Regions from separate parts of the Homo sapiens genome. Here region 1 is linked to region 2. Evidence: chromatin loops called from intact Hi-C (ENCODE). Cell type or tissue: endothelial cell of umbilical vein. All regions are shown on one strand. Each heading gives the region's core, and the rest is flanking DNA. Links, peaks and the distances in the headings are about the cores only.

The links. Peaks named below come from ENCODE experiments on the same cell type or tissue, not always from the same donor. Only the 100,000 strongest peaks of a DNase experiment are listed, where the experiment ranks them.
Region 1: a loop joins it to region 2, with 11 times the contacts of the local background. A loop is called at or near these places in 2 of 110 quality-filtered maps.

What each region holds. Positions count from the first base shown.
Region 1 is chr15:95,363,475-95,368,871 of GRCh38, forward strand. No RefSeq gene overlaps it. Among named protein-coding and RNA genes, the nearest start is that of LETR1, 39 kb to the left of the region's middle. In endothelial cell of umbilical vein, for the core only: no CTCF peak of the experiment used is centred there; DNase peaks (open chromatin) are centred at 2,427 and 4,927; H3K27ac peaks cover 3,418 bases.
Region 2 is chr15:95,174,304-95,179,700 of GRCh38, forward strand. No RefSeq gene overlaps it. Among named protein-coding and RNA genes, the nearest start is that of LETR1, 150 kb to the right of the region's middle. In endothelial cell of umbilical vein, for the core only: no CTCF peak of the experiment used is centred there; DNase peaks (open chromatin) are centred at 718, 2,088 and 3,048; H3K27ac peaks cover 2,830 bases.

The DNA.
Region 1 (5,397 bases), core at 86-5,085, 190 kb after region 2:
TCTCTAAATTCATCTACTTCAGGTCATAAGTTTTATTAATCTTATCTCTTTTTCCGAGCTAACTTTTGCCACTGGCTCTCTCTCATTCAAAAATCTCAATCACAACCTGCATTTGCTCTACGCAAAACAGCTTTAGCATCGTGAACAATACATGTTAACTTTTGCCACCTTTTTTTTTTTTTTTGGTTAGTGGGCTGGGGTGAAAAGGAGGAGAGGAGAAGAGCGAGCTAATGGTTATTCTCAGACAGTCCTGGTGCTTCTTCTACAAATTTAGCGTGGAGGCCTTTGAGCTAATTACATTCTGTATATCTGAGCCAACTCAGAGAGCTTCACGCTGACACTCGGATACATCTGGGCCTGATAACAATTGCAAATGCTCGGGGCACACTTTAAAAAAGATCTTATGTTACAACATGAAACAACATGTTTTACAGTACTCAGAATGGTCAGATAAATAAAACAGCTCCAAGTTCAGAGCTTTGTGGGGGGAAATGTATTTTGTAACATTTCATTTAGAGCAGAAAAATTTCCCCACTGACAAGGGAACATTTGACCCTAACATAATGTTAAGTTCTACCCACAGCTGTTTGAGGTAATGGGCAATAGAAGACTCTGGGCTGCCTTTAATGATGTTGGCTATAAGATTACAATCATTTCCCATTCAGAGGGACAGTTTTGGACATTTTGGTCCGAGTTGAAAGTATGGAGGAGAATTTATAAAAAGCTACCTCTGCACATACCTCCAAGGAGAGAGAGTAGGAATGAAAACACTGCTCATTTCTAGGCCATATTCAGCATAAATGCCAGAAAGATCATGTTAGTTTATTTGGGAACTGTCTTTGGGGGCAGATTTGATGTGTTGATCACAGCCAGGTGACTTCTGAAATCATCATTCATGCTTTGGGGGGGATGTTGGACAGAGGAGGCAGAAAGGGAAAACAACTCCCAGAGCCAAAGTTTTGCATAAGATGGTAACAATTGTCAGTTTCCACCTGGCAATAAAACTCCCCAGCAAGCCCTTCTGCTAATACACGCTATATGGCAGTAACCGTCTTTCTTTCTCCTATGGAGAGTTGTAAAGTCATAAAGTAGATGAGTATTACTGATTTTAACCTGACATATTTCCCTGTTCCTTGAATTTGCACCTTAAAAAAAGTGTAGCCTTGACACATTAGTATTGAACACTCTTGCCCTCTTGTTGAGTACGCAGTAGCTTAAAAAAAATACTCATTTTCTTCATTCCATGCCCCTACTCCTTCCATTTTTCTTTAAAAATTGCCTGTAGTCACCACAGCTTTGTTATGGAGGGGAAAAAGTAACTTGAGCTATACCATTTGTAGAGCACTTTGGCGTTTACTCTTTAGTGTATATTCTCTTTCTTAAATTTAAAAACATATTAAAAGGGAGGTGTTTAGCTCCCATTTGGCAGATGGGACAACTGAGGCTGAGCTTGACATAGCGCGTTTTCCCAAATTCTGCAGCAGTAAGTAGCAGTAGAGCGCAAACTAATGTCCACGTGTAACTGGCATCAATACCCAAATAAAGTGCCTTTATTTATTATAGCACCTGACAATTACATAGCAACTTCAATTTTTCGGAAGTGCTTTTCTTTTTTTCCCTACATCATTTTCTTTAAAAAATAAGTTCAGTAGAACCCAGCCACATTTTAAAGTTGCCCAGAATTCAGAAGCACAGAGAAGTGATTAAACTTATTAACAAAGATACAGTCAACTAATATGAACGTGATATTCCTTTTAGATATCTATGAACACGTGTTCTCTTAATGATTATATGCCATATCTCTCCATGTATTATCTCAAGGAAGAAAATAAACATGGATTTTCATGAATGTAATTAATGTGTTCCGAGACAACACTTCACGTTTTACTGAATTCCCTATGTACTCAGTTCTAAGGTCATCTCTCCAGAAGACAAAATAGCCCTTTTTGTTAAGTTGTCTGGAGGTTTGGTTTGTTTGTTTATTTGTGTGTTTGGGGGCGGGGGGTACATCAGTTTCTCTAGAAAGCTGGCTCCTGCGTTCTCAGGGGTTATAAAAATGGGAATCATTTTTATTGGCAATCCACTGGAATAGTGCTGAGACAAATGGAAACTTGAAGATAAGGATCCTCTGAGGTGAGAACATACAGCTGTTGGGAATTGCTAGAGAATCTGACCAATAAAGGAAGTCACTATTTTTCCAGGCCTGAAGTGAGTTATAGGGCGAGACGGGTGTTGTATATTTATGTAAGGCAGCAGCAGGGAGTTTAAGCGGCTGTATATTGCTGAAAGAGCATCATTCACATTCAGGCAGAGACAAAAGGTGGAAATGAAGTAACATCCTGGCTGAAGAAGGCCTCACGACAGAATAATAACATTTCAGAGAGGGGGGCCGTGTGCGAGGCTGTGGGTAGGCCTCAAAATGAGGAAATGATCAAGATGCCTTGTCAGGCCTTCAGAAAACAGTTACACACACACACACACACACGCTCACACACACACACACACACACACAGGCACTCAGGATTAAGGCCTGGCCAAGCGTCCTTGGGAAGGAAAGTCATTTATCTTTCACAGAAACGCGTACACAATTACCCGCAACCTTCATCAGTACAGTCAGCAAGATAGGTTAGCCAAAACTACTAGAAAAAATATATATCAATACACATATTACAGTTACACTTCCATTTGGTATTTATTATTATCATGTACTCTAGCCTCACTGCATCAGTGTGGATACTAATTCAGGACAATATTTGAAGGACTAAAGTGGTTCTGGCTGCTCAAAAGACTCAAAGGAAGGGGGTAGGCTGGGGGGAAGAGACTGTCTTATCTCCTGTGTTTATTTATTGTGTCCTTTTGTTTAGAGGAAGTAGCGAGAAGAAAGGGGTCATGAAATTACACGCCTCTAATGACAAATGGTGAGAGGAGAGACAATCCACTTCAGAAAAATGATCAAAAGAGGAGGAAAGAAAGAATTTTAACATTCAAAAAATATATGTAGCTAGTCCGTGAGGCTCTTCTAAAACGCTGCACTTCTGTTTGGTAGAAATAGTTTAGGGTGCACCCAAATGCTAATGAAGATGTTATCAAATTTTTAAATGGTAGATTGCGTTGAATATTTCAGAAACTTTAGTCATTTAGAAAAAGCCTAATGTAGATAGAGTAAGAATCTTCTGTCACACAGGAAGCTCTTAGTTAATACTAAATTAGGGTGGTTATTAAAACACAGGATGGCACAGAACTGGGATGAAAATAGATATATTTTATCCTTAAAGTTTATTTGTCTTTGAAAGCAATATGACAATTATGAAAATTTTAAGTAAAATTAAAAGACGTCTTTGAAAATGTTTGTGGGCCGTGGACTAGATTTGTGAATTTTCTGTATTAGGACCAAGTACGATGAGATGTCAGAGTGAATTTATACTAGACAAACCATTCACTTACAACCTCATGAGTATCTTGCTTAAGTTTTTAGGGAATAGTAGAATCACAAAACGAATACACTTGTTTCTCTGTTTTTCATTTATTTTTTCTTCTGCAGCTACACAGCTAAATATTAAACAACTACGAAAAAACAAAGCAAAAAAGAATGCTGAGCTGAAATCATTTAATTTCCTTCATTGACCCTTCCTTAACATTGTGACAACTCAATGTTTCAGTCACACCAGAGGGGTTTACACATTCAACTCCAACATTATCAGAACATGGTATTTAGGAGGCTTTTCAATAGCCAAAGGCTAGGAAGACTAAGAATGAACACAGGGCTCTTCATCTTTCTAGAATATGAGCAATTCACAAATGGGAACAGTTCATACTGCATTCGCAGGTGAACTTACCCGGCACGGAGCTGAAGCCAAAGATTTCTAGGAATGACAGCTTCAGCACATCCGTGAAATGATCCTACTTGCCAATTTCCTATTTTTCCACAGGGGACATCTGAAGGGCTGGGGTTGTGCAAATTCATTTCTGGCTTCTGAAGCATCAGGTAATGGCTACTGCCAGAGGCAGGATTCCAAAACCATTAGCCCACTGGTCTGATCGCATATGAAAAAACCTAATATTTTGACCACACAACCCATCTCATGGCATGCTGGCCTGGTACTAAAAATGCATTGATGAAGAACATATTGTATTAGGTCACTCATTGAAGCATAGCTTAGGAGTGCTTTGAGAAAAATGCCATTTCCACAGGATTTGAGCTCCATTGAGAAAAATAATGTCTTAAACATAGATTGTTCAGTCTCCACTCTGTTTGTATACACACACACACACACGTATACACACATACACATATATATACACACACACATACAGAAAGAGTCACATATATATAAGGAATTTCTTAGACCAAGACACACACACACATACATATATATATATATATATATATATATATATATATATATATGGAATTTCTTAGACTAAGACATATATACATATATATGTATATATATATACGGAATTTCTTAGACTAAGACATATATACATATATATGTGTATATATATATACGGAATTTCTTAGACTAAGACATACATACATATATATGTATATATTTATATGGAATTTCTTAGACTAAGAATTTCTGGGTACATCAGCAGTGGTTCATATAAAAAGAAACAGAGGGGTAGGGAAATGAAAACACAGTCTTCCATTTTTTGGCTTCTCCCTTAGAATGTTTGTATAAGAAATCATCAGTTCAGTTGCAGGCATTTATGTGTTGTGGTGTGTTGGGGGGAAAAAAACCCTCCATTTAAACACGGATTTTAACCTTTCCACCTTAGCCTCTTACATTTTCTTTCCTTCCACTCAAAGCATTTAGGTAAATTAGGATGAGGTCCCTCCATAAAAATGCAAGGGGATCAGTTAAACTTTCACTTCTAATTTATTCATGAAGGAGCGAGGTCTTGCCTGGCCGTGCTGTGCGTCATCCTGTCAGAATGACTTTCTCTCTTGTTGAGAAGGGAGATGGAAAGACAGGAAATCGGGGGCTCCAGCTCTCCTAGTAATTGCTGTGAGAATAAAAATGTGAGTACTTTCTTGCCTGGTTAAGTGAATGTGAGCAAAAGTTTCAAAAATGAAGATAAGAACTAAATTAGCATAGATATATGTGCATGAGTGTAGGAACTAAAATATATGTAATAAGTGTATTTGTATGTTATAAATGCATAACATAAAACACATTTTATATAATACATGTATAATGCAAATACATACTGCATTTATAAATAGTGATCTATTTATCACTTTTGATAATATGATACATGATTTTTCAACAGTGTATAGGTGCACCATCAATTCAATGTACAAATGGATACAAAGTATTTATAATAACAGTGTAAGATATACTTGAATTAAATTTCCTAAATCAAGCTGTTTTCAGTTCTACTGTGTTGTTG
Region 2 (5,397 bases), core at 152-5,151:
CCTGTTAAGAAAATATATAAAATTGCTTAAGAGAAATGAGATCGCTTTCTGGCTCCTGTAACAATTGGGGATGATGTTTAACAGCAGAAACCCAGTGGGAGTGCTCAGTCTAAATTCTGCACAGCCATGTCAACAACCAAATTCCTAAGAATTTCTTCCTCATTGTCCCAGTGAGGCCGCAGCAGGATCAGCTACTGGCTGGGCTTTTTGGACACCACCCACCCCCGGCAATTTACAGCTAGCAAAGAGCTGTAGATGGAGTGACAGCTGCCCATGCCAACACAGTCACACAGGACAGGGCAGCTTTCCTACACCTGACTGGGCCTCAGCCTCATGGACAGGAGTGACATTACAGAACGTGCAAGGTCTCCAAACAGCCCTTCTCCTCCAGGTCACATTGTCACCTTTTTTGCTTGTGCCAAAGTCCTTCCCAGATGTCTATGCAACGGAAGTAAAATTTATACTCGTGGAGCCTTAAAATGCTGACATTCCATGTTTACAGGGATTGTTTACTCAGAAAATTAATCAGTTACGGTTTTAAATTTTAATTAAATAATGTTTTCCGGTGTTATTGCAAAACAGGCAAAAGCCCATAAAATGTATGTTTGACTGCTGTTGTGTGTTGTCTTTGGATCAAGGCACAGTCTTGAGATCAATCATGCATGATATTTTTGTGAACTTTTAACAGGACAAACTTTCACATAAATTTGGTTCATTAAAATATGTCCATCAAAATAAAAGTCATTCTGAGAAACTCTCTGGAATTTCCTTTTTCTTTCTAATCGGCAACAAATGATTTTGTACTTGTCCTGTAAATAAAAATATGGGAGGGAGGTAAGCAGACACTCAGTTGTGCAATAGACTGCTCTTTGCCAATGAACCAGAAGTAACTTCATAGGAAGTTATCCATTCCACTCACATATTGGTCAAGAGAGAATTATTGGTTCAGTGAACATTGGCATGGTGAAAATATTTTGGTTCCAGATGGTGATGTGTGCGAGGCATATTCTTAAGCTTTCTCGCATATTTTTCCATTTTATTTCTTCTTTACCTTGTTTTATTTATCTGATTATAAAACAAATATGTGATTCTGATACAAACAAGGAGAAAACTACATGAATTAAGAGATTTAATAACCTCCCTCTTAATAAATATGATTAACACATCTCTATTTTTGTCAGTGCATCTACTAACATCATTTATGTATTTATTTGCATAAAACTGTTACAAATGCCAAATAGCTCACCAAATGTGCATAATCTTTGTCCACGGAGGCTCAAAATCTAGTCCTAAAACTACTGATAATAGTTACTATAATATCTCAAGTTAAAAGAATATATACTAGCCAGGAAAATTTGCAAAATCTTAAAACCAAATTGATTTATCACAGAATATTTACCAGTATAAAAAGTATAATATTACATCTGTTTTATGTTATATATTGCTTAATGACTCTATTTTTAATTTAGTTTTCTTATGTTTTCTTTTTTGTTTTCGTTTTGTTGTTGTTGTTTGAGATGGGGGTCTTACTTTGTTGCCTAGACTGTAGTACAGAGGCATGATTATAGCTCACTGCAGCATCAAACTGCTGGGCTCAAGGAATCCTCCTGCCTCAGCCTCTCAAGTAGTTAGAGCTATAGGTGTTTGTCACCATACTTGGCTAATTTTTTTAACTTTTTTTTTTTTTTTTTGTAGAGATAAGGTCTCACTATGTTGCCCAGGCTGGTCTTGACCTACTGGCCTCAAGGAATCTTCCTTCCTCAGACTCCCAAAGCACTGGGATTATAGGCATGAACCACCATGCCTAGCCCTTTTTAAGGATTTCGCAGTGTATCCTAGAGCTCTTCTAAGGGCAGTACACATAGCACAACGTCATTCCTTTTCAATATAACCTATAATACCATTGGATGAGTCCTCTAGTCATGTCTCTACCTTTTGAAAAACAAATCTTTTCACATTGGCTACTGAGTCATTTGGACATGACCCTGGCAGTCTTTTATAATCTCCTTGATATCTGGTATAACAATATGTTCTAACACCATTTTGTATATTTCCTATGCCAGTCATGTAATCAGCCATTTCTCACATTGAAAAATAAATCTTTTCACATTGGCTGCTGAGTCATTTGAACATAACCTTGGCAGTCTTTCATAGTCTCTTTGATATCTGGTATAACCATATGTTCTAACATCATCTTGTATATTTCCTACTCCAGTTGTGTAATCAGCCGTTTCTCCAAGATGAGCTGGTTCCTTCTAGTAGGGAATTGTACTAAGAGACTGCAATCTGGGAGCTAGGAGTGCTCATTGTTACTGGGTTGATCATTGTGTCTGTTTAGTGGAAAAATTAATAAAATGTTTTGTTTATAGGATAAAATACATTAGGAGTTCTTATTAATACTTCCTATTCAAATTCAGGACTATGAGATTATTAGTGAACCTCGTGTACTCTGTTTCACACCAAGACTTGTGATTTTTAAGATCAGTAAGGATGACAGGATTAGAATATCACTTACTTGTTCTCTTTATTCCACATTACCCCCTAGATCTGTCTCAAAACAGTAATATTAACATGACCACCAAAAATATGATTAGTACTAACAGTTAACATCTTTTTGTAATGCGGTCCTTTTTGTCCTTAAGTTGTTCTCTAGAGGTGTGTGCAAATTTTGTATTTTAACAAAAATATATTCTTACTGGATTATTACGTAATCTGGCAATATGTATTAAGCTTCTTCTAAAAAGACCTCCATATCCATTAATCCAGGAATTATACTTCTAAAACTTTAAAGCAACAATAAAAAAATCTGGACAAAACTTTATTTTCAACAAAAATTTCCTATTTATTAGAGGGAAAAAATAGATGTAGCCTTCTGTCCAAAAATACAAAAGTACTTAATTAAATTGTAATGATTCATCCCTTAGAATATTATGCATGTGTTACAAATAAGTGAGAATAAATAACCAATAGAACAAAATGATGTAAGCATTTTTGTAGAAGAGGAAGAAAAGCAGCAGAAGAATGACAAATGTAAAGATATGAAAATCCCCAAATTACCACTGGAGAGCACTAAAGAACAATCTGAGAATGTTAGACGAAGCCAGGGAGGGGCAGGGATAGGGGTGGGGAGGATCAGGGGAGCTGCGGCTACCCATTCAAACATAATGGGCTAAGGTCTGAGCTAGTTGAAGATGTCTAAGCGATAAAATATTTTTCTTTTTAAATTTTAAACTTTTTATTGAGAAGTAATTTCGAATGCACAGAAAAGTTAGAAGAATTAATACAAAGAACACCCATATACCCTTTAGCCACACTGCCCATTCTTTACATTGTATATTATGTTTATCCCATTTGCTCTTTTTCTTTGTCCATGTTTGTGTATGTAGGTATATCTCTATATGTACCCATTCACAAAATATATATTTTATTTTTTTTCTGAACCATTTGAAGGTAAGTTACATACTTTATGGTGAATAACCTCTAAGTTGCTTGGTGTGTTTTTCTTAAGAATGGAGATATTATATCTAACTATAGTATAGTTATCAAATTCAGTAAATTTTACACTGTTTATTTTATTTAATCAATTATCCATATTCAAATTTTTTCAATTGACCTTATTAATATTACTTATAACATGTTTTCCCTTCAGTGCAGGATCCAGATAAAGGTCAGGTATTGCATCGATCTGCCGGAGCTCTTCATATTCCTTTAATCTGTAAATTCCGTTATCTTGTGTATTGTATGCCATTAACATTTTGAAAAATACAGTCTTTGCCCTTTTTGATAGAAAGGGCCTCATTTTGGATTTTTCTGATGTTCCGTTATGATTATATTCAGGTTAGATATTTTAGGACAGCAGTATGTAAGAGATGTGCTTTCTCATGGTATCACATCTGAGGAAACCAATATCCATTTGTTCCCCATTGGTAATATTAGTTTACATTATCTGTTCAACCAGCTATTTGATTTCTCCACTTTAAAATTATTCTATATATAGTCAACTTAAAGTAGTCTGTGGGGAGCCATTTTAAAAATCAGGTAAATATTCTGATCCTTAACAAAATGTTACCTCTGATTTAGCAACAATTGATTGTCCTTGACTGATTTACTTTTTACTATAAGAATTGCTAAATACTGATGTGCCAACCCCAGCTCTCTCTCTCTCTCTATATATATTTTTTAATATATATATATTTTATATATATATTATATATATATATTATATATATATAATATATATATAATATATATATAATGTATATATAAAATATATATATAATATATATATATTATATATATATATATTCTTTTTTTTTGAGATGGGATCTTGATCTGTCACCCAGGATGGAGTGCTATGGCACAATCTTGGCTCACCGTAGCCTCCACCTCCCGGGCTCAAGCCATCCTCCCACCTCAGCCTCCCGAGTAGTTGAGAGCACAGGCACACGCCACCATGCCCAGCTAGGTTTTTTTTTTTTTTTTTTTTTTTTTTTTTTTTTTTTTTTGTATTTTTGGTAGAGAAGGGATTTCACCATGTTGCTGAGACTGGTCTCAAACTCCTGAGCTCAAGCGATCCACCTGCCTTGGCCTCCCAAAGTGCTGGGATTACAGCATGTGAGCCACCATGCCCAGCCTCTTTCTATATATTTACCAATTAACAATTACTATTCTGCTGAACACATATCCCTCTCATCTGTGCTGTTTATTTGACAATTTATTATATGTATGAACTCATAAATCCTGATTTTTCAATGGCACATCATTTGTTCCTATACTTTATTATTTTAGATGCTGCAAGTGTTTTATATTTTACTAGGGGGAAACCACATCAAGTTGGCTTCAGTGTCCTTGTGATGTATCTGCAGTTGTTCTTTCCTTAAATACTTTTATTTACTTTTAAACATAAAAAAAAGTTCTAGGCTCAGCTGGGTGCTGTGGCTCACGCCTGTAATCCTAGCACTCTAGGAGGCCAAGGCGGGTGGATCAAGAGGTCAGGAGTTCAAGACCAGCCTGGCCAAGATGGTGAAACCCCATCTCTACTAAAAAAAAAAAAAAAAAAATCCAAAAATTAGCTGGGCGTGGTGGAAGTCTCCTGTAATACCAGCTACTCAGGAGGCTGAGGCAGGAGAATCACTTGAACCCGGGTGGCAGAGGTTGCAGTGAGCAGAGATCACACCACTGCACTCCAGCCTGGGCAACAGAGTGATACTCCATCTCAATTTAAAAAAAAACAAAGTTCTGGCTGGGCGCGGTGGCTCACGCCTGTAATCCCAGCACTTTGGGAGGCCGAGGCAGGTGGATCACGAGGTCAGGAGATTGAGACCATCCTGGCTAACATGGTGAAACCGCATCTCTACTAAAAAATACAAAAAATTAGCCAGGCGAGGTGGTGGGCCC